Linked DNA regions of Mus musculus: regions 1 and 2 are each linked to region 3. Evidence: chromatin loops called from intact Hi-C (ENCODE). Cell type or tissue: heart. All regions are shown on one strand.

Evidence for each region. Peaks named below come from ENCODE experiments on the same cell type or tissue, not always from the same donor. Only the 100,000 strongest peaks of a DNase experiment are listed, where the experiment ranks them.
Region 1: it touches region 3 in a loop (2.6-fold over the local background); 4 of 42 quality-filtered maps call a loop at or near these places.
Region 2: it touches region 3 in a loop (2.2-fold over the local background); 4 of 42 quality-filtered maps call a loop at or near these places.

What each region holds. Positions count from the first base shown.
Region 1 is chr5:17,876,105-17,884,104 of GRCm38, forward strand. It overlaps a transcript of Cd36 not described here. Among named protein-coding and RNA genes, the nearest start is that of Cd36, 44 kb to the left of the region's middle. In heart, a CTCF peak has its summit at 4,937; DNase peaks (open chromatin) are centred at 717, 4,917 and 5,587; H3K27ac peaks cover 1,072 bases.
Region 2 is chr5:17,890,140-17,898,139 of GRCm38, forward strand. No RefSeq gene overlaps it. Among named protein-coding and RNA genes, the nearest start is that of Gm31612, 38 kb to the right of the region's middle. In heart, no CTCF peak of the experiment used is centred here; a DNase peak (open chromatin) is centred at 3,852.
Region 3 is chr5:17,998,225-18,006,224 of GRCm38, forward strand. It overlaps Gnat3 (guanine nucleotide binding protein, alpha transducing 3), which reads left to right. Exons shown (of 8, transcript NM_001081143.1): 4 at 1,430-1,587; 5 at 5,537-5,665. Among named protein-coding and RNA genes, the nearest start is that of Gnat3, 40 kb to the left of the region's middle. In heart, a CTCF peak has its summit at 3,646; no DNase peak of the experiment used is centred here.

The DNA of each region.
Region 1 (8,000 bases), 120 kb before region 3:
TTTTTAAATCAACATGGGTATAGAAATGTGACGCAAGATTAAAATTTCTGTGATTTGTCTTGATGTAGAGGAGTTCTAGTTTATATGGTATATATTAGAGGCAGAGTTATCAATGAAGACAACAGATACAGATGAAAATGTTTGTATCTTAATGTCTTAATTTACACAAAGATTTTCTTCTCTCATGATAAAAGTTTCAAATTTCCCACATCTTGTTTGGTTTCCACAACCTCAAGCACAGGATACTTCCATGCTCATTTTCAAAGGAGATGCTGAAGTTAGAGAATTTATTTGTGGTCATGAAACAATTGTGCTGCAGAAATACCATTTAAGTTCAAATACAGCCCAATACCACATATATGCAAGTTTTACCTTTGAAAATAGCCATTGGGGAAACATCATGAATTTTTATAAAGCAATTTTGTAAAGCTTTTAGAAAGAGAGTTATAAAAAAAGGAATGAAAATGTTCAATTTCACATTAAGAAGGAAGAAATCTCTGAAGGAACAAGCACCAGAATTCAAAGAAAAGAAAATAGTTTTAAAAGATACTGGGTTTGATGAGGGGAGGTAGGCTAAAATAATGAACTTGTTTCAATTCGTGAGCACACATTTTCTAGTACCACAAAAGGAAGAAAAGATATTAGGGGCGGAATGTGTCATTTCAGAAGCAGGAAGGGAGTGACACATTTGGAAAACTGACAAGAAGCTAGCATATTGGGTGCTGACCAGAACTTTGTGTGCCTTGTGCAATATTCTAAGGAGTTTGACCTTTATGCTGAGAGCAGAATGACACTATTAAGTAATTCTAAGTAAAGAATGTTAAACAGGATACGAATTTGTAACTGAAGGGGATATGAAAAGGAGAAAATAGGGAAGATTATTCACCCAGAAGTATTAATACAATAACACCAAAACCACATAAAGGTCCTGAACTGACATGTGTAGGCAGTTCTAGAAAAGTACGTCGTGCCTAGTCTAGACGGAGTGTGGATTACCTGGGAATGTGCTTGACGTTCAATGTGACAACAGAAAGAGCTGAAAAAGCAAAAAGCAAACTTCAAACACCATTATCATACATGAGACACATGCTTTTCCTAACTGCTTCTGAGGATACTTTGAGACATAACAGGCAGGGTAGAGAAAAAAGAGGCAGTGGAAACCAGATAAGAAATCAAGCAACAGTCTCAGTAAAGGCAGATGATAAACCACTAAAGGTCAAAACAGCGATCTTAGTACTTACTGTACACCAGCAGCTCTGCTTGTTGGCGGAGCAGTTCTGAATGGCAGCGGAGATAATAAAAGGTGACTTTAAGGCTTCAGTTAGTGTTATGACATGAATAGAACCCTAATTCTTCCATTTTCTCAGTTTGTATAACAGTGATATATTTAGCTACAAAAAGCTTAACTTCAGTGTGTTGTAGAATAGTAGTTTAGTGTCTCAAATATAACTTAATATAAATATAAGGTCAAGTGGGGGGTCTTGAGTGGAAGATAGAAGAGGTAAGAGTTGGGAGAAAAAGTCAAGAGACAAAGTGCCTTCCCAAGGCCAGAGACCAATAAGCAAGGGATATCCACCATTCTTTTTTACATCATCTGGGATCTGGAAACAGATTCAAACCTCTACAACCTCTCAAAGGGGAAGCAGTGAATGATATTACATAGACTTCTGGCTTCATAGCAAGTGTTTAGACCATCTTATTAGAGAAAGGGTATACAATACAAAAATGTATCATGATTATTTAAGTATATAGGATGAAAGAGGGAGAGATATAGGAGAATGAAAGCAGCCAAACAAAGTGCAAGACAAGGAGATTCTCCAGGAAATGACCAGGCCAAATTTACAGTTGAAAACTTCTATAATGATTGAAGGAAAAAGCTGTTAAGACACTGGCGAAATGAAGAGTAGACATAAGCAAAGAAATTTACATAGTTATGTTAATATATTTAAGGTATTTAAAAACTCAACCATAGAGTTAATTGCATAAAGAAAATTTGTATTTTTTTTCCAGTTCAAGTGACTCTCTATTGCAAAACTAGGCATACAGAATAGCCTTTGACCACCAGGAAAGTTTGCATTTTTCATTGTAATAACATTGCAGACAACAATGTTAATCAGTAGATGTATACAAATAATAATAACCATATGTAAATCTGATGCTGAAGAAAAGGACTCGAAGAGTAATATGTCCCCAAATCACTAATACAACTTTATGTTTATTTGTAATGCACATTTTATATTGCTACTAACAAAATATCAACTCAATGGTCAACACATGATTCGTTAGTTTAATATTGTAACAATCAGAGTAAAGCATTAAAAGGGCAATTATGGGTTGTATTGGATATAAATAAACCTATGGCCTGAGCAGCTTTAATATTTCAAAGTATTTATTCTATACATGGCATGCCCAAAACATGTGCACGCATGAGCACACGCACACATATGAGACTCTAGGAGGAGTTATAAGGTTTATTTATATAATTATGGAAATGTGTGTGAGACAATAAAGATAACCAAAAAGAAAGCATGAATTTGAGAGAGCATTAAAGGCGGAAGGAGAACTTAGAGAAAGAGGAAATGAGGGGCACAGGAAAGAGGAAAGGGAAAGAGGAAAGGGAAAGAGGAAAGGATGCAATCACATTTTAATTTTTTGAAGTTATAATAAAAATGTAATATTTTAAGATCACAACACAGTATTGTATTCAATAAATGGTTATTTTAGGTTTTATGAAATAGTCATATGTCTGACTTGAAAGCAGCAACAATGAACATCCACCCTGGGAGAGGATAGTCCTTGAATAGAAAGAATGAACATTTTATTTGTTTAGATGTCATCATCAAAAAAAAAAAGGCAAACTGTGAAGTTTAATCAAAATAGCTTTTGATAGAATACAAAAGGTTGATCATCTTTCATGCCTCTTAACAATCACACTCGTAGCAAAACAACGACATTTTCTATTGAAATATCCAGTGTGTTTTCTCTATCTTATGAGCTAGAGAGGAAATTACAAGAGGAACTTTCTTAGAATCTTATTCCAAACTTGTGTAGAAATGGTGTTTTTTATACAGCCTTTATAATGTAAGTTTGCAGGGTGTTGTGGAAAACAGCCAACTCGTGAGAGCTGACCTAGTCCTACCAATAGACACTGTTTGGCATTCATAACTAGGCTTTCATGTTCTTCTTTAGATAATACCTCTCTGAGATCATAATGAATAAATACTAAAGAAAACCACTCTATAATCATATGTGAACACAGGGAAATTATGAACATCTAAGCCACAGAAACCACGACTTTTTCCACACACTGTGACAACTGCTTCCTTGTCAATTACATCTTTAGCATCATTCTAGTCTCTCCTCTGCCTAGAGAGATTAAAATTGTCTTATCTCACCATCAACTTCAGCTCCCCAACTTTATATTCCTTCCCTAATTTACCAACTGTAATTAAATTCCATCCAATTTTTTAAAAATTTTAGAGTTTCTGTTATTGTTTGGATGTTAATGGAACCAAAAATTCCATATGCTGAAAACATTGTCTTATGAATCAGTGTTCCAACTGGGACAACTGAGAGCTGTTTAAGACATGAAGGCCATAAATTCATGAATGGATTAGTCCATTCATGCATTCATAATTCAAAGGGATATTATAAAGGTATAGAAAATTTAGAAGGCAGAATTAGTAAAAAGCAGGGAACTGGTTTCCTTTGCCCCTTTTCCTATGCTCTTTCTCTCCACATTTGCTCTAGCAAATTAACTTTGTTAAAATTCACTTTACATCCTGATTGAGAACCCCATTTCTCCTCTCTTCCTAGTCCCATGCTTACAAATTCTTCCCCTTTCCCGCCCCTTTGGGTACCACCCCATGCTGCTCTGCTATAATGCTCTGATTCACTGCAAGTCCAGAAATAATGGAACTTCTACAGCATCTAATGACATCATTTCCCCTTTAACTTGTTATACTCAGCTATTTCTTTTTTTCAGTGATGGAAAAATTGCTCAACACAAGTGCTTACTGAGTCACTGTCACTTTGACATACTATATGTTACCTCCTTGTAATAATTAACATCTTCAACCACAGATGTTTTCTGGCAGTCAGCAGAGACAGTGTTAATAGGAACCTAAGTATGAGGAACTCCCAATGCTCTGTATGTTTGGAAGCATAACCTTTGAGAATTTTCAAGAAATCTAAATGTACCTTCTAAGAAGGAGAAACTCTGGGCTAAGAGGAAGAGTAGTGTTAAGAAGTCATCGGGAAATCACCAGGAGGTCACTGGGATAGAGGCTACCTACTCAGGAGTCATGCAGCACCTTAGAGCTTTTTCATAGTTCTATTTCAAAAGAAGGCCAGGAACTGTTCATCTATATGAGCAAGATATCACTCAAAGGAAAAACCCTGGCCACAATGTTATGATGTTGTTATTATAGAAATGTCCATCAGAAGAGTATAATATGGTTTGAGAACAAAACATTCTTCTATCTAGTAACAAGCAAACTCATGATTTTTGAATAGCATTTAAAGAAGAAATAGACAGACACAATATAGAGAGGAAGTTAAAATCTTAAATAATCTGTGTCTCAGTAAACAAGGCACAAATTTCTGGGTTTTTTTTAAAGCAACAGTGATAATAATTGTTACATTATAATTATGACAATTATTTTAAAGCAGGCATCAAGAGTGCCAAGTTCAGTACTCCAGTGTCTACTACCGGTTTTTGAGAAATAATATTCTAAGCCTAGCCTGGTTTACTCCACTGTCAGAGCAAGCTGCATTTTTTCACTGCCTTGTGCCCTATATTTGTTTTCCAATCCCTAGTAGCCTGGAAAGATTTAAAATTAACTCAGACTCTGAGCACGGCACTCCCTGTATGATGCATGTCCTTCCCTAATCTTATCTTGCCCTCAACCCTTTGCCTACATAGCAAGCACCTGCTGGCCAGTCATGCCTGCAACCCAAACCATATTCTGATATGTCTCTCCTCACTGTCAGATTAACACCAAGCACACAGACAAAGAGTGTGTCAAACCTGTTTGATCTTATTTGCATTTTCTGGTTCTGAGGCTTTTATCCTGCCTTTTAAGTTGTTTCTGGTATAAATTGGCAGAATATATTTGAACTTTACAGTCCTCACGTTGCTTGGAATTTACTTTTTATTTTCTTTTTCTAAAATAATATTGTTTATTTTTCGTTTAATGTGTATGAGTGTTTTGCCTGTAAATATGCTGCACAGTATGTGTGTGGTGCCCAGGCAGGCCAGAATAGGGCACTGGATCCCCTGAAATTGGAGTAACAAGACAGTTGTGAGCAGCCATGTAGATGCTGGCAATTAAGCCCTGGTCCTCTGGAAGGGCAACCAGTGACTCATCTCTCCAGTCCCTCAACTATTATTTTTTAAAGATACAATTTCCTCTGTTGTTTACACTCAAACTTCATGATGATCTGCCTGTCTCAGCCGTCCCAGTACTGTGGTTACAGAAATTAGAGACCTCATTCACATGATTCTGGACTTTATTTTGGATACAAATAAGCACAAGCCTGGGATCCTCCCCAAGTAGATCACAAGTCATCTGAAGGACATAGTCCTAAACCATTGATTGAGTTAGAATGTGACAGACACTCCCAGGTGTTGAGAGTGAATGCCAGAGAGAGCAGAAGGAGGTGCTGTGGCACAGGTAGTGGAAGGAGCCATGACATACTTGAGGACTGCAGAAGGCAAGCCCAAGTATAGGGTGGAGTGGCGTGGTTTTGGTAAGGTTTTAGTATAATGTATGAATCACTAAGAAAATGGGCTTTAAAAATATCTTGGGCCATGTAATAGCATCTAGTGCTGCAAATTTCCTTCAGTAAATTTTCATTCTATTATATTTAAGTCAAAGAACAGAACAGCCATTGAACAGAACCAGTTGGTGGTAAGACCAGAGTAAGCTGCTAAAGAAACTAGGAAGGAAATGTAGAGCTGACTTAGCACGTGGGTGTAGAAAGGAGATATTGGGAAAGGTTTCAGAAACATGGACAAGTCATGGATCACCATGACAATGAAATTGGTAGCTGGACCATGCACACATTTAGCTAGTTGGGGGAACTATCCCAGGTTTGAGGACTAAGTATCAAAATTAAAGGAGGTACCACTGGCACTGAAGAAAACATTTGGTTAGTACTGTTTGAGTTTTTTGAGTTAGTACATGTTTTCTAGATGAAGAATCCTGACTCAATCTTTTGATCTTTCTGCTTAATCATTTAAAATAGTATTAATATTTAGTACTTTTAATTTAGTGTAAAAATTGTACTTAGGCTGTTAAATTAATTAATACATGAAAGTCACTGGTATAATCATTATATATATATATATATATATATATATATATATATATAAATATATATATATATAAAACAATATTATCTATAATGTATATATATATATATATATATTAACTCACTAATTTTCTAGAATTACCCTATGAAATAGGTACATTTATCACCCAATTTTACAGTACAGGAGCAAAGTCACAAAGAGTTTTACTAACATGCCCAAATTCACAGACCTGGGGACTTTGGAAGATCTCGGCTTACACCTACATAAAATAGTAATAAGAGAATACTTTAACCAATTATTTATAATTATTTTCATTAAATAATAATCAGTTGCATAATTGTTATCATATTCCATTGTGGTTATCCAATGAGGTCAAATAAGCATATTCTACCTATTTATTTACAATGTAAGAATTTATAGAGTATAATTTATATGCAGAGTATAAATTATTGGCTTTACTGATGTCTAAGACACATTTATGTACAACAAGGCACACAGATTCAGAGGTTATTTCTCATTTATTTTAATGGAAGCACAGTCACCATGAAATTTCAGAATGGCAAGCATGTATATTGAAAGGATTTAGACAGTTTTGAGTCAGCATGCAGCATGCCAGCATCTGAAACTAAAGCCACTAGACATAGAGATACCTGAGTAGACAAGGAAGTGGTTAGAGATACAAGATGTAGACCAAACAATGATCTTAGATAAGATCTTTTAGGAGAAGGGTTGGTGTGAGGGGCTAGGCTTAGATAATGTGAAACCTGGAAAGAGAATTACAGTGAGTATATAAAAGCACTTAAAATGTCTATTAGTCTGAGTCCTTTGCAAAAGTCGGTAGACATTGATTTAAAACTATGTGCAGACTCATTCCCACTACTAATGTTTGATGCATTTGAAGGAAAACAACATGTAAGCACTAGGGAATAGTTGAAACTAGACTTCTGTCCCTAAGTCTTATAAAACAGACCGAGATTTGTTTCTGTGCCATGGAAAATAACCACTCAGCATTCTCTTTTAATGAAAGACCATTCATATTGATTCAATTGCTTTTGTTTACTCTACAGAACTTCTGCTTCAGAAATGCTCCCCGTTACTATGTACGGAAGCTGTGGATGGGAGATTTGAGAAGATAAAATGCATCCTGGACACTCAAAAGGAATATTAATGGCTTAGGGAAAATAATGAGATGATTATGGTCAACTCTTTTATGTTTACCCTCCAGTGCAAAGAGTTTATTTTCCTTTGCTTATCCTTCTGTTTCCTGGTGTTGGTTGATAAAACAATGTTTTACACTATACTGTCATAGGCTGCAGGGCAAGGATGCTACACACAAAAGCATAGAAGACAGAAGGAGTAAACTTTGTGTTATCTTTCAATAGAGTTAGAAGGAAACCAAGAAAGGAAATAAGAAATAGGTGATAGTTGGATCTCTTTTATTAGTCAGCCACAGCAACTACACCCAGAAAAATGTTAAGGAGAATGTGGTCGGGCCAGAAAGACGATTGACTGTACAAATTGTAGTCGCTCACAAAATAAAAGCAAGAAAAATCACAACCAGACACGAGAAAAAGCCAATAAATTCTTAAGAATATCTTTGGATAAACAGTAAGAAATATTGATTTCAGTGTTTCCATTGATTTTATCTTGAGAAAGGTACACATAGCAAAAGGAGTCTAGAAAA
Region 2 (8,000 bases), 110 kb before region 3:
AAATTTAGAGAAAGCATAGAAATCTTCCCCCCCCACCCCGCACCCCCTAAAGAACTGCTCAGATACCAGGTAAGTTTGAGAAGCATTGAGCCAGAAAAAACACAAAAAGGCAAGACAGTAATCTCCACTTGTAGAGGGGTCTCTGACATCTCTGGTAGTTGTGTGTCAAGTTTCTCCTGACAACATTTTTTTAAGACTTTTTAAGCATTTCTGGTAAAAGCACCCCAGAGGCAATCTGAGGTCTAATACGTGACAGACTGAAAGGGTAAGCAAGTGACAATAATTTCAGCTGCTGACTTCTTTTCTCAATACCAGGAAGAACTTTTAATGTGAAGTTTGAACCATATATTCCAAAATATAATTCAAGATAATTCATTATTATAGAAAACATTTTATGCCCATCATTTAGATGAAAAATTACTTTTATTTTTATTTGAAGAAAACAGTTGAAAATACTGTCCAGAACCTACCAGTAGTTACAGAACACTATGGGCATTCGGAGCATTCTGAGCTCTAAGCAGGGATTATTCTCTGTAAATAAAAATAGAAGTTTTGAATGTTCTATTCAAAAATTACAGGCGAGTATTATTTGCTCATTGGTTTCTGTACATAAGTTTCTGGGGAGTAGAATGTGATGGCTGAGAGCAAAATACCCATAGCCAGGGTTGAACTTCCAAGTGCTGAGGCTCTCTGTAATATCACTGGACAAGACCACTGACCCCATGTGCTCAGGTCATCACCAGAGATGTTTTTGTTGTTTAATGTATTAGTTTTGAAAACAACACTTCACCATGGAATATGAGTGTAACCTAAACTTAACCTGTTGATTGTTTTTGTAGTGTTTATAAACCTAAAACTTTGAACAAGTCAATATAAGCCCTTCCGGGGGTCTTTGTTGTTCAATGACTGGCTTAACCTTCAGCTGTTGAAATAAGATTCTCATAGAACATTATCGTGTACTACTCATTCCTGTCTGAAAAATCTTACTCCAAAGAAGCAAGGAAATCCACCTGGACCTTGACAATGCCACTCTGATGTTGACATTGTGGTAGCGTTTATGCTCTCTTCCCTATTCTGGAGGGATCTTTTTCTCTTATATGTCTTCCTCTTCCACTTCACCAGCATTAATTATTAATGAAGTTCCCTTACTCATTAATCAATATGTCAGGCTGCATATGTTTGGGGAACATAAAGTGATATAACATGGTCACTTTCAAAATCATTTCAGACAGGCCAAAAATGTAAATTACAAATATCCTCCTTTGTATTCCCTTGTCCATTGTTTTAGAGTTCATGGTGAACTGTTTCGAATCCTTGGCTCAGTAACATAACACGGAAGGAACAGATTGTAGCCTTCTAGGGGAAAAAATGGCATAAACTCCTTGACCCACTTGAAAACAATGTGTAATTGTCACTGAGATATGAAAACCTTAACCTTGCTAACTTGTGTTTCAGAAAAACATTTTTGAGAAACACCCTTGGATAATTATCAGCTTGCTAAGCATGAACAACATAGGATCAAAAAGATATTTGGTGGCAATATTTACAACTAAATATGCCAGCAAAATCCTGTTGGAATTTTCTGTAGGTTAATAAGACAACTTTGCATACCACTCAAAACCATCCTTCCTAAGAGACATTACTTAAAGGAGAATTGTGGCAAATGTTTCCTATTAGACTTCTCTGCTTAACTTGGTCTCACATCTGCCATGCATGTTATATCCTTTTCCTAACCCTCAGCTTGCGGCAAAGGCTTTGTTGGGTCTCTTTCTCCTTAATTCTTTTGGCTTTGGAGGAGAAGAGTCCTAACTTTGTAATAGTACATTAGAGCTCTCAAGGCCTCATAACTTATGTAAACAAGGTTTGCCTCACACTCATAGGAACTCTCCTGTCTCAGTCCTACAAGTGCTGTGATTAAGAAGAAATGTGTGCCATAGAACTGACTTTAATTTTTTTTTCTTGAAAAACTTAAAAAAGAACCTAAATAGTTTCACTCCACTACACGTGGTAGAATGCCCGGAAGGATTCATGTTAACTAGTGGATTTAGTCATTCTACAAAACACATAGATGGTAAGAATCACACTGGCTATGATTAACATGTAATATTTCTGCTTATATTTAAAAATTGTGGTATTATATTTGTAAACTATTAGATTTAGAAGAAATTGCTTCCTATTTGCTCAGTATTAAGAATGGAGATTGAAGGAATCCATACTATTAAGATTAACTTCTACTAAGATCTCTAGTATTTTCCCAAAGCTTAAAATTTTCAGTAGCTTTATAAGCCATTTAATCCCTACCTCCATCCTCATCTGCACTGATTACAAAAACCTCATCAACAATTAACATAACACATCAGAGCCAAGAGAAACACTGTTTTGTTTTGTTTTTCATCAGGTGGCCATTTATTCTTTGATACAGCAGGAGGCTACATTAACATCATGTACATATGAACATCTTCTTTTAGGTGATAAGTTGGGTACCAAAGATTGTGCATCTATTTTATTATTTGGTGAATGCACATCTATATATGGATGTTTTGCATTTGTGTACACATAAAGGAAATGAACTGAGGTATAAAAGTAAATAGGTTTTAGTGGGCAAACAATTAGGAAAGTATTTAAAGACAAGGGCAAGCAACTGCAGTGAACCATGGAGGGAAAGGAGCATGATAGGTTAAAACAACTAAAAGCACAAAGACGCAGGATGAGAAAGAAGAGCAAAGAGTAAGAATAGATGGCATAGGAATATGTATGGATTATCCCTACTCTAGGAACAAGAAAAATCCTTTGAAGTATTTTAATGCTTTGAAGGACTCTAAGGAAGGCATAATAAAATCTCAATTGCATTGATAAAGTCTGTGTGAGCAATGCTAGTGGATACAGAAAGGTAGAAATGGATGCCAGAAAGAAAAAAAAAAAAAAAACTGAGGCTGGATAGAAGGGAGACTTGGCCAAAGTGGATCTAAAAGCAAAAGGGAACACATAAGGATTTTTGAAAATGTATTTTGAATGCAAAATAGACATCCAATTATGTGTTGGTATGAGGGAAATTATGAGGTTCATTTAAGAAGTCTTCTATGGAGTTGTAGAAGTCGTGTTCCTTGGGCAATCACCAGAAAACATGAAGCTACAGTGGCTGGCACAGACCAAGTGTTGAAACACCATTTTATGGATGAAAATGAGAATAAGTGAGAGAACAAGTTATTGAGGAATTGTGTCCGAGGAGATGCCAGTGAACAGTGAAACATGAAGAGCAGCAGTCCTGGATGCTCTCTGAAGTTCCAATTCAGACTCAACCAACACCACATAACTTGTTATTTGAACAAAAACTGAATCTATACTGGAAATCGACAGACATTTTCTTGTCATTATCTCTAAGTAATTCAGAAGTTTATATTTTATTTATATTAGTGAAAGTATTATAAGTAATCTAGAGATAAGTTGAGATATAGGAGAGAATGTGTGTTGCCTATAAGCATGAATTTTTTAACACAGGTTGTGGATTGTGGAAACATTACCCATTGAGAAAGAAAAAATGCCCTCAAGGAAAAATGGGAAGTTGTGAGGGTGTGAGTTACTGTTTAGTTTTTGTTCTCACAGAAAGATTTCACAAGGTATAGCAAACTAAAGGGCACCTTTAACTCTTGTACACCAATAAGTAAAATAATCCAGTACTTGAAAACCAACCAAAACTGATTTAAAGAAATGTTGCAAGAGCTTTATACACGTCTGGGTATGTGTATAGAGCTTGTAATCTAATGGAAACTCAAGTCCCTCTGGACCAAGGGGAGAGAATATACACAGGACACAAGGTCCCTCTTCCAGCAGAACAAAACAACAGGCTGCTAGCCAATTATGGTAGCAGCCAAGCAGATGTCCCCACTGGTTTTTAAATCAAACACGGAGCCTGCATTTGTTACAGTGATTGCTTTTATATTGTAGGCACTTTCTGTTTATAAAACTGTTTTGAGGTGTTCAGGTAACTTATCAGCAATAATAATAATCATCTTCAAACACACTTCTGATATATTTGCTTGGTGAGCAACAATACACAGCACGATCCACTTTTCTTCTAGAGAAATACACGCAGGTGAAGAAGCACCGATGTGAAGTCCACGGTAATTCTCTAGCACTGACATATTTAGCTACGAGAATATGTTTCAATATATTGTTATTCTGCTTCTTGTAAAGTTCAGATTCCTGTTTTGTTTCTTTGTTGTTTTTTTTTTTTTCCTGTATTTTCTTGATCCCCTGTTGGGGCTATTTTGCTCTATGAATATTCTAAATATAGGTATCTATTAGTTTCTAGTCTTACTCTTTCATTTTTCTTCCTATATTTTTTCTTCTTTAATATTCTCTCTTTCCTCTCTCAGCTTCTGTTTGTGTTTCTAGAATGATCCAAAATTTATTTCTTGATCCACAAAGTCTATTTTAACTGTAAAAATGGTCATTGAAAATTTTTATACTCTGGTATATTGTATTTTTTAAAGATTTATATATTTTATATATGTGAGTACACTGTTACTCTCTTCAGACACACCAAAAGAGGGCATCAGATCCCATTACAGATGGATATGAGCCACCATGACATTGCTGGGAATTGAACTCAGGACCTCTGGAAGAACAGTCAGTGCTCTTAACCCCTGAGCCATCTCTCCAGCCGTATTGTATGCTATTTAATCTCTTTGATAATATAAATACGTACCATTTTTAAAATTAAGACAAAAATAAACCTATCTTATCCTTGGGAGGCAGGCAGTGAGTTTCAAGCAAACTGGTCTACAATCCCAAGAATATCTTAAAAGAAAACAAACAAAAATGTTTAGTGAGTGATTTTATTGACTCCATATTCATTGTGGCATATTTGGAGTAAATGCCCCATAGACCAGTTGGAACCATCAATCATTCTGTTGAGATGACTGTGGGAATTAACCTGCTCTCAAGAGCATAAATGATATCAAATTAAGTGAGAATGTAGAGAAATGGTACATATCTACTGCTGTGGGTGAGAGTACAAACTAGCATAGATACTACAGAAATCAGAATATTATATGAGGGCCCCCAAGACCTAAAAATGAATTTACTACTGTGCAATTCTTCCAGTCCTGGGCATATTATTAAAGGTTCCATGTCCTACGATATAGGGATACCTGCTTACCCATGTTGACTGCTCCTCTGATTACACATCTACTCCCTGAATGCAAGGAAGACTGCATTTGTAAAAGAAACATTGCCAAAGCTTAAATCGTACAGCAAACCCCACACATTAATAGTGGGAAACCTCAATATGCCCCCCTCACCAATTGACAGGTCATTGAGACAGAAACTAAGAAGAGAAATTACAAAACTAACAGAGGTTATGATTCAAATGGACCGAACAAATATTTATAGAACATTTCACCCAAACACAAAAGAGTTTACCTTCCTTTCAACACCTTACAAAACCTTCTCTAAAATAGACTGTATTTGAGGTCACAAAGTAAACCTCAACAGATGCAAGGATATTGATATAGCCCTATGTGTCTTATCACATAACCATGAATTAAAACTAGACTTCAAAATCAACAGAAACAACAGAAAACCTACATACTCATGGAAACTGAGCAACTTACTACTCAATGATCACTGGGTAAGGAAATAAATAAAGAAATTTAAGACTTTCTAAAATTGGATGAAAGTGAGTTCACAACATTTGCAAACTTATGGTACACAATGAAAGCAGCATAGAGAGGAAAGTTCATAGCACTTAATGTTCTCATAAGGAAGTTAGAGAGTTCTCATACTAATGAATCAAAACTAAATCTGAAGGCTCTAGAAGAAGAAAAAGAAGATGATGATGATGAAGAAGGAGGAGAAGGGGCAGCAGCAAACACACTCAGGAGGAGTAGACAAGAAATAATCAAACTCTGGGGTGAGATCATACAATTAGAAACAGAGAATGATACAAAGATTTAACAAAAACAAGAGCTAATTCTTTGGGGAAATTAATAAAATAGACAAACCCTTAGCCGAATGAACTAAAAGACAGTCAGAGAGAAGGTACCTAAAGTAACAAAATCAGAAATGAGAAGGGAGACATAACAATGGACACTGAGGAAATTCAAAGAATCATTTGATCTTGCTTCATAAACCTATACTCCTCAAAATTGGAAAATCTAAATGAAATGGATGATTATCTAGACAGATACCAATTACCAAAGCGAAGTGAAGATCATATAAACCATCTGAACAGCCTTATAACACCTAAGGAAATAGAAGTAATCATTAAAAAATTAAAAGTCTCCTAACAACAACAACAACAAAGCCCAGAGCCAGAGATAAATGGATCTTGGTAAAAGTAAAGATCAGATAAACTATCCGAATAGCCCTATAACCCCTAAGGAAATAGAAGTGCCATTAAAGGTCTCCTTACAAGGACAACAAAAAATAAACAAGCAAAGCCCAGAGACAGGGGGTTTAATGCAGAATTTTACCAAACATTCAAAGAAGAGCTAAATCCAATACTCCTCAAACTATTCTACAAAATAGAAACAGAAAATACACTGCCAAACTCATTCTGAGGCCACAGGCACGCTGGTACCTAAACCATGCAAATACTCAACAAAGAAAGAGAATTTCAGACAAATTTCCCTTATGAATATTGATGCAAAAACATTCAGTATAATACTCACAAACTGAGTCCAAGAACACATCAAGACATCATCCACCATGATCACAGTAATCCTCATAGCATCTCTCACTTTTCATATATTTCTGTTATCTAGAATTTTTAATTTTCTAGCTAAATGTTGGTCTAAATTCAATCATGATTGAAAAATAATACCATATCTACTCTTATCTGTTTACAACTTATTCCTGACTTTAATGGGTACTCCCATGATAAACTGTACTATAAACTGTACAGAACTTATTACAGTTCTGTAATAAGCCACTTGCTAATGTCCACATATCTTGAGGAAATTTCAATTTACGCTACAAGACACTTGTCATAATACATTTCTACAATATGCATTATATGGAATGTCTATTATATATACCATATCATATGTAGTGATATGTTAAATATAACTGCCACCCTGTAGTTTTCTTAAGTAGAACACAAGCATTAATGTATTTAGTACCAAACTTGCCATGTCTTCTGTGTATCTGTTATGGTTGTATTTGGTGTTTTTGTGAGACTCCTAAATGTAGGAGGGGGGTCTCTGAACCTTTTGTCTACTCTTGGGATCCTTTGCCTTCTGCTGAGTGGCCTCTTCCAGCCAGCTGATATGAGGGTTTGTGCCTAGTCTATTTACATCTTACTATGCCATGTTTGGTTGCGATCCCTGGGGAGAGGAGGATACTCTTTTCTGAAGAGAAACAGTAAAGGTGTGGATCTGGGAGAAAAAGTGCAAAATAGGAAGAGTGGAGGGAGGGGAAACTGTGGCCAGGATGCATTATATTGAAGAAGAATTCAAAAGAAACAAAGTCAGTGAGACCATCCCCTCTCTGATACCTTCTTGAACTTCATAACCCAACAAAAGTTTCTTGGGCACATTTTACATAATATTAAAAATATGCTCTCAGTTTTCTTTCAGATTTACATGCGTATTTACAAAAGTTAGCATACATATTTATCATCATTGGAAGAGTGAAGAGTTGAGTATTTATTTATTTATTATTCATTTATTTATTTGTTTGTTTTTTTCAAGATGGGGTTTCTCTGTGTAACCCTGGCTGTCCTGGAACTCACTCTGTAGACCAGGCTGGCCTCGAACCCAGAAATCCACCTGCCTCTGCCTCCCAAGTGCTGGGACTAAAGACGTGCGCCACCACCGCCTGGCTGAGTTGACTATTTATTCATTTTTGCTTAATCTACAGTCATTTATGATATTAAACAATTATCTATCTATCTATCTACCTATTTATTTATTTATTTATTTATTTATTTAAGACAGGGTCTTTCCTAGTGACCTTGGCTATCCTGGTACTATCTGTATAGATCATTATTTGAACAT
Region 3 (8,000 bases):
TTATGGGCAGTTTTGGGGAAAGGAGAAATTATTCAATTGTATTATCTCAACATTAATGAAAAATTAAGGGAACAGATCATATTTCACTAGATTTGTAGTTCTCTGTCTAATACGAAGGAAGAATTTTGAAATAGGTCTCCCACGATGCAAAAAAACCAAGGACAAATGCAAGAAAATAAGAAAATAAGACGTGTAGTTTGGTCTATTTAACAATCAATTGGTCATCTGATCTATTACCTGCTTGTAATAATAAAAACTCATCAGAAAGAAAGATGGAAACGTTTTCTTTTAGATTTAACATTCCTTAATAATAAAGATATGCTATTAATATCTTAGGCAAAGAACATACTTTTAATAAAACAGCAGAATAAAACTATAGTTGGCTGAAAATGACTGACTGATATCAGCAAGCACGAGTTCCTCCTGGATCTATTCACTCTTAGCAGTGGCACACTCTACAGACTCTGCTTGCCCTTGCCTCCTCTTCTGCTGCCTGTTGGATTGGTTGCCTTGTCAAGGGGAGCTCTGAGAGTACTTCGCTGTACAGGTGTAAATGCACACACTGTAGCATTTGCTGGTTATTGTAAGGAGGATGAGACAGAAATTATGTGTCCCACATTGTAACTTGTTATAATGATATTCACTAGCATGGTATTATGCAGGCAGAGCCTGAGCTTTGGATATTGACACTGGGGATCTGAGCCCAGACTTCTCTGTTTTCCTAACCAATTACCATGATCTATTTAACTACTCTATGACTCAAATTCTTAATCTTAATTACTTGTCAAAAGTGTTTTGGTTACTAGTATAAATTGTGGCCAGCCATAGATTGTTTATATTGAATTTATTTGTTTTCTAAGCTTCGATCCATCCTCATCACTTTCCACATCTTACTATGTACTGACATAATACTTACTCTGTTTTTTGATTCTTAGCCAATTCTTATGTCTGTCCTATGGCACATTAATGCAAAGGCACTCAGTTCACACCATTTAACGTACAGCGTCAGTACCTCTGTGTGTCTATACGTGTGTGTAATCACTTGCCCAAGTAATTAAAAGAAATACCTCATGCCAAGTAACATTTTATTACAATCTAATTTTTCTTTCACACCAGCATTTTAAACCAGGCCATAACAGACTAGCACTGTTATTCTTTGTGACAACATATTCAGAAATCAATGAAATATACCAAAGCATTCAAATTCTTCATATAGTATTTTGCAATTTTCCAAAGGTCAGCATTTCTAGATATCAGTCAACTACTATAATGAATTTTAGTTTAATTATTCTTCATAGATTTTGAAAAACTCTTCAGTGAAATGATTGACAAAATGAAAGGAACAAAAACCTTTTAGCGTGCTCTATTTAAAACAGTGCCTGTGCCTAAATAGCATACTTTTGTTCTTCCCACCAAAATATTATTCCAGGAGGACCAAGAACAACTTCACTCAATGGCAAATACACTAGAAGATGGTGATATGACTCCACAGCTGGCTGAAATCATTAAACGACTGTGGGGGGATCCAGGAATCCAAGCCTGCTTTGAAAGGGCATCTGAATACCAGCTCAATGACTCTGCAGCTTAGTAAGTCATTTTCTTGGACAAGAATTGCAGATGACACATAGGTTGTAACTTGGCACATTGTGCATGTAAGCACAAATAATGGGAAATGGTTTAGCATTTTATTATAAAAAAAAAAACCTGAGAGCCAGCAGAAAAGACATGAAACAACATACCTGAGAAGAAATATATACTACACATATCTTCTCTTAGTTAAAAAAAAAAATTACCATGATGTTCAATGCTTACTTAGCATGAACACAGACAGATGGCATGCGTGTTGATATTTGGAACTGTATGCATCTGAATCATATATTTCAGTGTTACTGAAATAACCCCTAGAATAAGTTTACTAGTGATATATGTGATAGACCACTAGGTTATTGAGCAAGACACAAAACTCTGGAAGAAAAGTCGATTGGCTTCAGATTTTAGCATATTGTGAAATCTCGTTAGAGTCAGCATAGCAAATATTGGCAAGTAAGTATTTAATGTTAATAAGGAACTTAGGAGAGCATTGCACTGTTTACAATAGAATTGTTGCCACGACTTCAAACTTCCTTGTTTCGAGTGCTTCTTGAATTATTTTCTGTATGAATCAACAAGAACATGTGATTTTGTTTGGCTACAAAAAGTTTGTGCAATTACTCGTTTTCTATTTCTTCCCATGCCTACAAACATAGAAAACATACAACATTGTCCTTGAATGAATCCCGTGACAAACCATGCAAGCCCTGAGGTTTAATTAAACAAGCAACAAAAAGTAATGTGGCTGGGAAGCAAAGCTCTCTTTAAACAGAAAGATGGGTCATGCATGACAATGACAATGCAGATTTGTAATCACTGAGTACCTTTGACCCATAAGTCTGTTTCTTAGGAAAAAACGACAGTGATGGATGGAGAGAGTCTGGAAAAAAAAAACATAAAAAGAAGTCCATGTGTAGTGAGCACATTTCTGTGATGGTGATGAGTGTTCATTTATTGTTAATTTCCACTGGGACCATTTCCTTTAGACAAAAGTATGGATTCCACTTGATGAGAGCAGGGTGTCACTCTATGACTACATAAACTTGGGAACATTTTCTCCAAGGTTCCAGTCTCTACCTCACTGTGATTATCAAAGTGATTTCTGTGGTACTGTAAAACCTTGCTTACCTGTCTGTGCTAATCATTGAGTAAATTAGATGCAAGCTTATACATTACATACAAAATGTTGCTTAGTTACCTCTGGGAAAGGTGAACCGAAAGACAGACATGTAAGTGTGTTCCAGTCAAGATTAATAAATTTCATTTTGAATAAATATTGCCTAGATACCTTCAATTACATTGTTAGTATGCTTGCCTCCTTGTTTGTCCTTTATATTTATAGTAAAAAATTTAACTAATTATAACTCAGATAACTAACCTGAGGCAATAAAATGACACTGTATTTCATATTTTAGATGATTTATTTGTTTAAATGCTTAGAATTTTTGACTAATAGTTTGAGTTGAGAATATTACCATACTGTTAAATATATCAAACATCTATTTCCATTGATTTTCTGAGTTCTGCCCATACTGTAAATAGTTTTTGAACACTCAGTTGATTTGCACAGCAGTATAATTTTATGAAAATTTATTTTCTCTCTATGTACTAGAAATATTTTCTACATAAACTGAATACTTGAGATATTAACTTTGGCAGCTTCAAAGTGTTACTATAGGCATATTAAATAAAAGCCTGCTAAAATGTTGCTAAATTTACATTATTTTCTTCCAAACGTTAAGAACATATTATTTTTTCAATTTTTGAATTAAATTACATACTTCAATTTCCATATCAGAGTGATCCTGCACTGCCTATTTATTTTGTTTATACTATATAAAACATTTTTTTCCAACTTTTTAGTGAAAGGAAGATTTTTTTTTTTTTTTTTTGCACATCTAGACATTCTGCAGATGGACGCTGCCAGAAGAGTAGAGCAGAATTCCCAGTTCCCGGGTTTGGCTGAAGATGCCACAAGCTCTAGGAAAAGCTCGGAGGAAAGGCCTCAGCTACCTAAGTTTCATGGTTTACTAATTAGGGCCACCTAGTGTGCTGTTTAAATTCCACAAGCATTAAGAGCAAATGTGGTTTACAAGGGACAGCACTATCTTTACAGGATTAGAAGTAAATAATCAACGCATTGTATGTGACTTGAGTCATAACAGCTAAAGGTTTAGAAACTACAGGCTTGGGCATCCAAATACCAAATTTACTTATTAAAATCAGCACTTTTGATGAAAATCTGCCAATTTGCTAAAGTCTCTTCTTTGCCTAAAGTGATTTACAAATGCAAAGAAAAATTATTTAAAATCTATTTTTGCTCAAGCTTTCATTAAATGGATTTGATTTCTATTTTGTAAGTATATCATGTTTTTTTTTAAACTTTTTTACTTGGACACAAAATGGCTGACATATCATGCACTTCTCACACATCAGATTTCATCAATAGAAAATGTACAATGCTTCAAGTAATAGTAAAAAAAAAAATTAAAATGTAAAATCTGCCAATTCATTCTTTGACACATTACATCTCAAGTCAATACCCATTTAAAGGTAACCAGACTTTATTAGCATACAACCATTATGTTACCTCTTATACACAGTTTTACTTTTCTCCTTGAGGAAAACTTTAGGTGCTAAATCCACTTTTAAGGGTAAAAGAACTTTGTTTTAAAGTCATTGTGGTAGATCAGTGGTTCTCAGCCTTCCTAGTGCTGTCATCCAGTAATACAGTTCCACATGTGGTGACTCCCAAGTATAAAATTATGTTGTTACTACTTCATAACTGAAATTTTACTGTTTTATGTATTATAATGTAAAAATCTGACATACAGGCTATCTAACATCCAACCCCTATGAAAGGGTTGTTTGACTCCCCCAACTGGGTTGCCACCCACAGACTGAGAACTGCTGTGTTAGATGCTAATACATCTGAACTTCGTAACAGAATCTCTGAGCAAATTTAACTTTGTAGGCAATAACTAACATTTGCTATGACTATACCCTCAAAGTTCTTTGGAAAGACACCAAACTTTAAAATCCGTATGCAGGCATGGCTCACTTTTGCATTTAAATTTGTCACAGAAGTAGCCATATTGCTAAGCCATTTAATCCGTAGTGTCATACACAACACTACAAATGAAGGGAAATACAGTTTTAATTGTAGATCGAGCTTGAAAGGATAAAGATACTAAGAATAGTTTTCATTCTTTAGTCTAACAGACTCAGAGCACAGAGCTGATCAAGCTTACATTTAACCATTGCCAAGCTTTAGATACTGTGATCAATAAAACAAAAACCAAATAAACAGAAGGAACAAACAAGCAAAGAGTTCACTCCAGTAACAGTAGGAATTCTGGAAGTGTTAAGGGCTTCACCATGCACTGATAGACAGTGGTGTGGCTACAGTACATAGATGGCTATAATGTTCTAAACTAAGTAATCCATGTAAAAATCACCCAAACAATTAATAACTCTCAAACAATTCAAATTGTTATACACACCAATCGCTATCTTAGAATGGAAACTGAGTGATTTCCGTAACAGGATCTTTGAGGAGCTTGTAATAACTGTTGCAGCAAACATTCCAAGGCAGCATAATACATAGAAATACATCTATACAGTTCTGCATGGGGAAAGACCATTCCGTATCTCAATCTATATGATAGTGAGTCTGTCCTACAGATTTCATAAGTCTAGGGCTAAAGTGGCTTTGAGGAGTTCTTAGAGAAGAGTTCTCCAGGAGCTCTGTGGATTCCGCACTCTGCAACTGTGACATCTGAGCTCCCAAGGCCTGCCCATCAGATCAGTAGCATGATAACAAACAAGAAATAGAGTTTGTTTTCCAACATACTTTAAAGTCTTAAAATACATTTTCACTGAATTGCAGTGTATCCGATGTAAAGTCAAAAATAAAATATACTCCATTCGATTTTGTTTTTCTTAGCTACCTTAATGACTTAGACAGACTCACAGCCCCTGGGTACGTGCCAAATGAGCAAGATGTTCTACATTCCCGGGTGAAAACCACTGGTATCATTGAAACTCAATTCTCCTTTAAAGACTTGAACTTCAGGTATGTTCTAACCTGCTTTCTAAGTGTGGGTGGAGTATGCTTTCGGCTCAGTATTTCATCATCGAGTCAAGTGCAGTGATTTTGGAATTAGCTGGCTAGACCCCACCCTTCATTCCTGCTGTCCACCCCATCCCACTCTGAGCCTGTCCTTCCTTCTAGGCTGCATTTCTCAAACAAGTGGTAGCCCAATTCTGTTTTCTAATACTTAAGAATGACTTTTTGAGTTTGTTTTTTTAAGAAAATATATTTAAATAGCCTTTTAGCAACTGATGTCAGAGATACTATTTTGTTTGCCTGCTTACTTCTCTATTTGCTTGAAATATTCCTTAAATTTACCTTAGCTTAAAATGGAAATAATTAAAATACTATTATTTGAATGTGATTCTATTTAGAAAGCACATTTCCATCATCCTGGTTTTGGTATGGAAATGAGTGTCCTATTGTTTTTGCCATTGTGTTGAATTCCCATTCAAGTAAACCCTTGAAAGTGTACTATCAAATCCTCTTTAGATTTACTAAGAAATGTAAACCATAATACAGTTAGACAGCATCTCTTGGTTTTTAACAGCTTTCACATATTCCCCCCTGAGGTAGGGCAATATATTTGTTCCTATTTATACAAAGTTTAACACTTTTCTTTTTTTTATGTTATATTTTTTATTAGATATGTTTTTTATTTACATTTCAAATGTTATCTCCTTTCCTAGTTTTCCCTCTGAAAATCCCCTACCCTTTCCCCCCTCCCCCTGCTTCACAACTCACCCACTTTCATTCCTGGTCCTGGCATTCCCCTATACTGGGGCATAGAACCTTCACAGGACTAAGGGCCTCTCCTCCCATTGATGACCGACTGGGCCATCCTCTGCTACATATATAGCTAGAGTCACAAGTTCCACCATGTGTTTTCTTTAATTGGTGGTTTAGTTCTGTGGGGCTGAGGGGTGATGGGGAAGAGGGGAGGGAGGGGAGCACATGTCCTGCCAGAGTTCCTGTGCTCTGGATGCGGGAGGATTGCCAGAGGCTTTCTACTAACCCCAGCCCAGGTGGCCATCTGGCTGTGTGAAGCCACTGGACCCCACTCCACAGGGGGTGGACAAGGGGCAACCCCTAATACCAGGGGCCCCACTTCAACACTCTCAGCCCCAGAGATATGGGAGAGAGGGCAGAGAGAGAAAGGTTCCCACATAGGCAAGAGTCTTAAGTCTGGTCTGTGGCTGGAGCACAGGAAGGCCTTCTGACGGGAGATTAGGCATGGCTCATTAGGAGAAAGCCTATCCTATCATCCAAGCACAGCGGGCCTTGATGAACAGAGACAGTCTATGGTTTTAGAGCTTTATTGTAGAAAGGCAGAAGGAAAGAGAAAAGGTAGAAAGAGAAAGAGAGAGTGGCCATGGCCAAGAGGAGGGGAGGGGGAAAGAGAGAGAAAGAGGAAAGGCTAGAGAGTAAGATGTTAGAGAGAGAGAGAGCTAGTAGAGAGAGTAAGAAAGGGAGGAGGGGCCAAGCAGCCCCTCCTATAGTGGGCTTGTATTATCTTGCTGTTGCTAGGTAACAGAGAGGAGTCTAGCCTGAAGGCCAGAAGCTTGGGACATTATGTACATGACTACTAGCCACAGCTTCTCCTGTGGAGGATGTGGGGGCTGTAATTTCTACACCAGCCAGGAGTCCAGGAGACATGAGGGAATGCCTTCTGTCCCATGTAGGTGAATTATCACCACCAGGTTCCACCGGGGGTCACAACCTCAACTCTGAAGACCAGGATGTCTGTGCATAGCCCATTGCCCCACATAGTTCCAAGGAGCTCTGGGGGTACTGGTTAGTTCAGATTGATTTTCCTCCTATGGGGCTTCAGTCCCCTTCAGCTCTCTGGGTATTTCTCTGGCTCCTTCATTGGGGACCTTATACAAAGTTCAACAATTTTCTATGGATTAAGAATGAGGTGGAATATTAATAATAGCAGGTTCCAACTAAATACGTTAGTAATGAAAACATACTAAAACTACATAAGAAACAAGGTCATGCCCACAATAATGAAAATATACTCAAAGAATTAAAAAATAAAAAAACCTAGAGAACAGCAGACATGATTTTTTAAAAACCCTTATGAGAAAAAAAATGTAAGTAAATGCTAATTAGCCAATATCCTCAACTCAGTTAAAAGGGAATAAAAATTTTGAAAGACTGCAAAGTGTCAAAATTGGTTATTATTAGCTAGCTAGTTAAAACAGCTATTATACAGGATATTTTTAAGTGGTATGGAAGTAATGTCTTCTAAATTCGTACTAAATTTCAGGCCTACATATAGTTAATTTTCTGGAAAACTGGTCAAATATCAAAG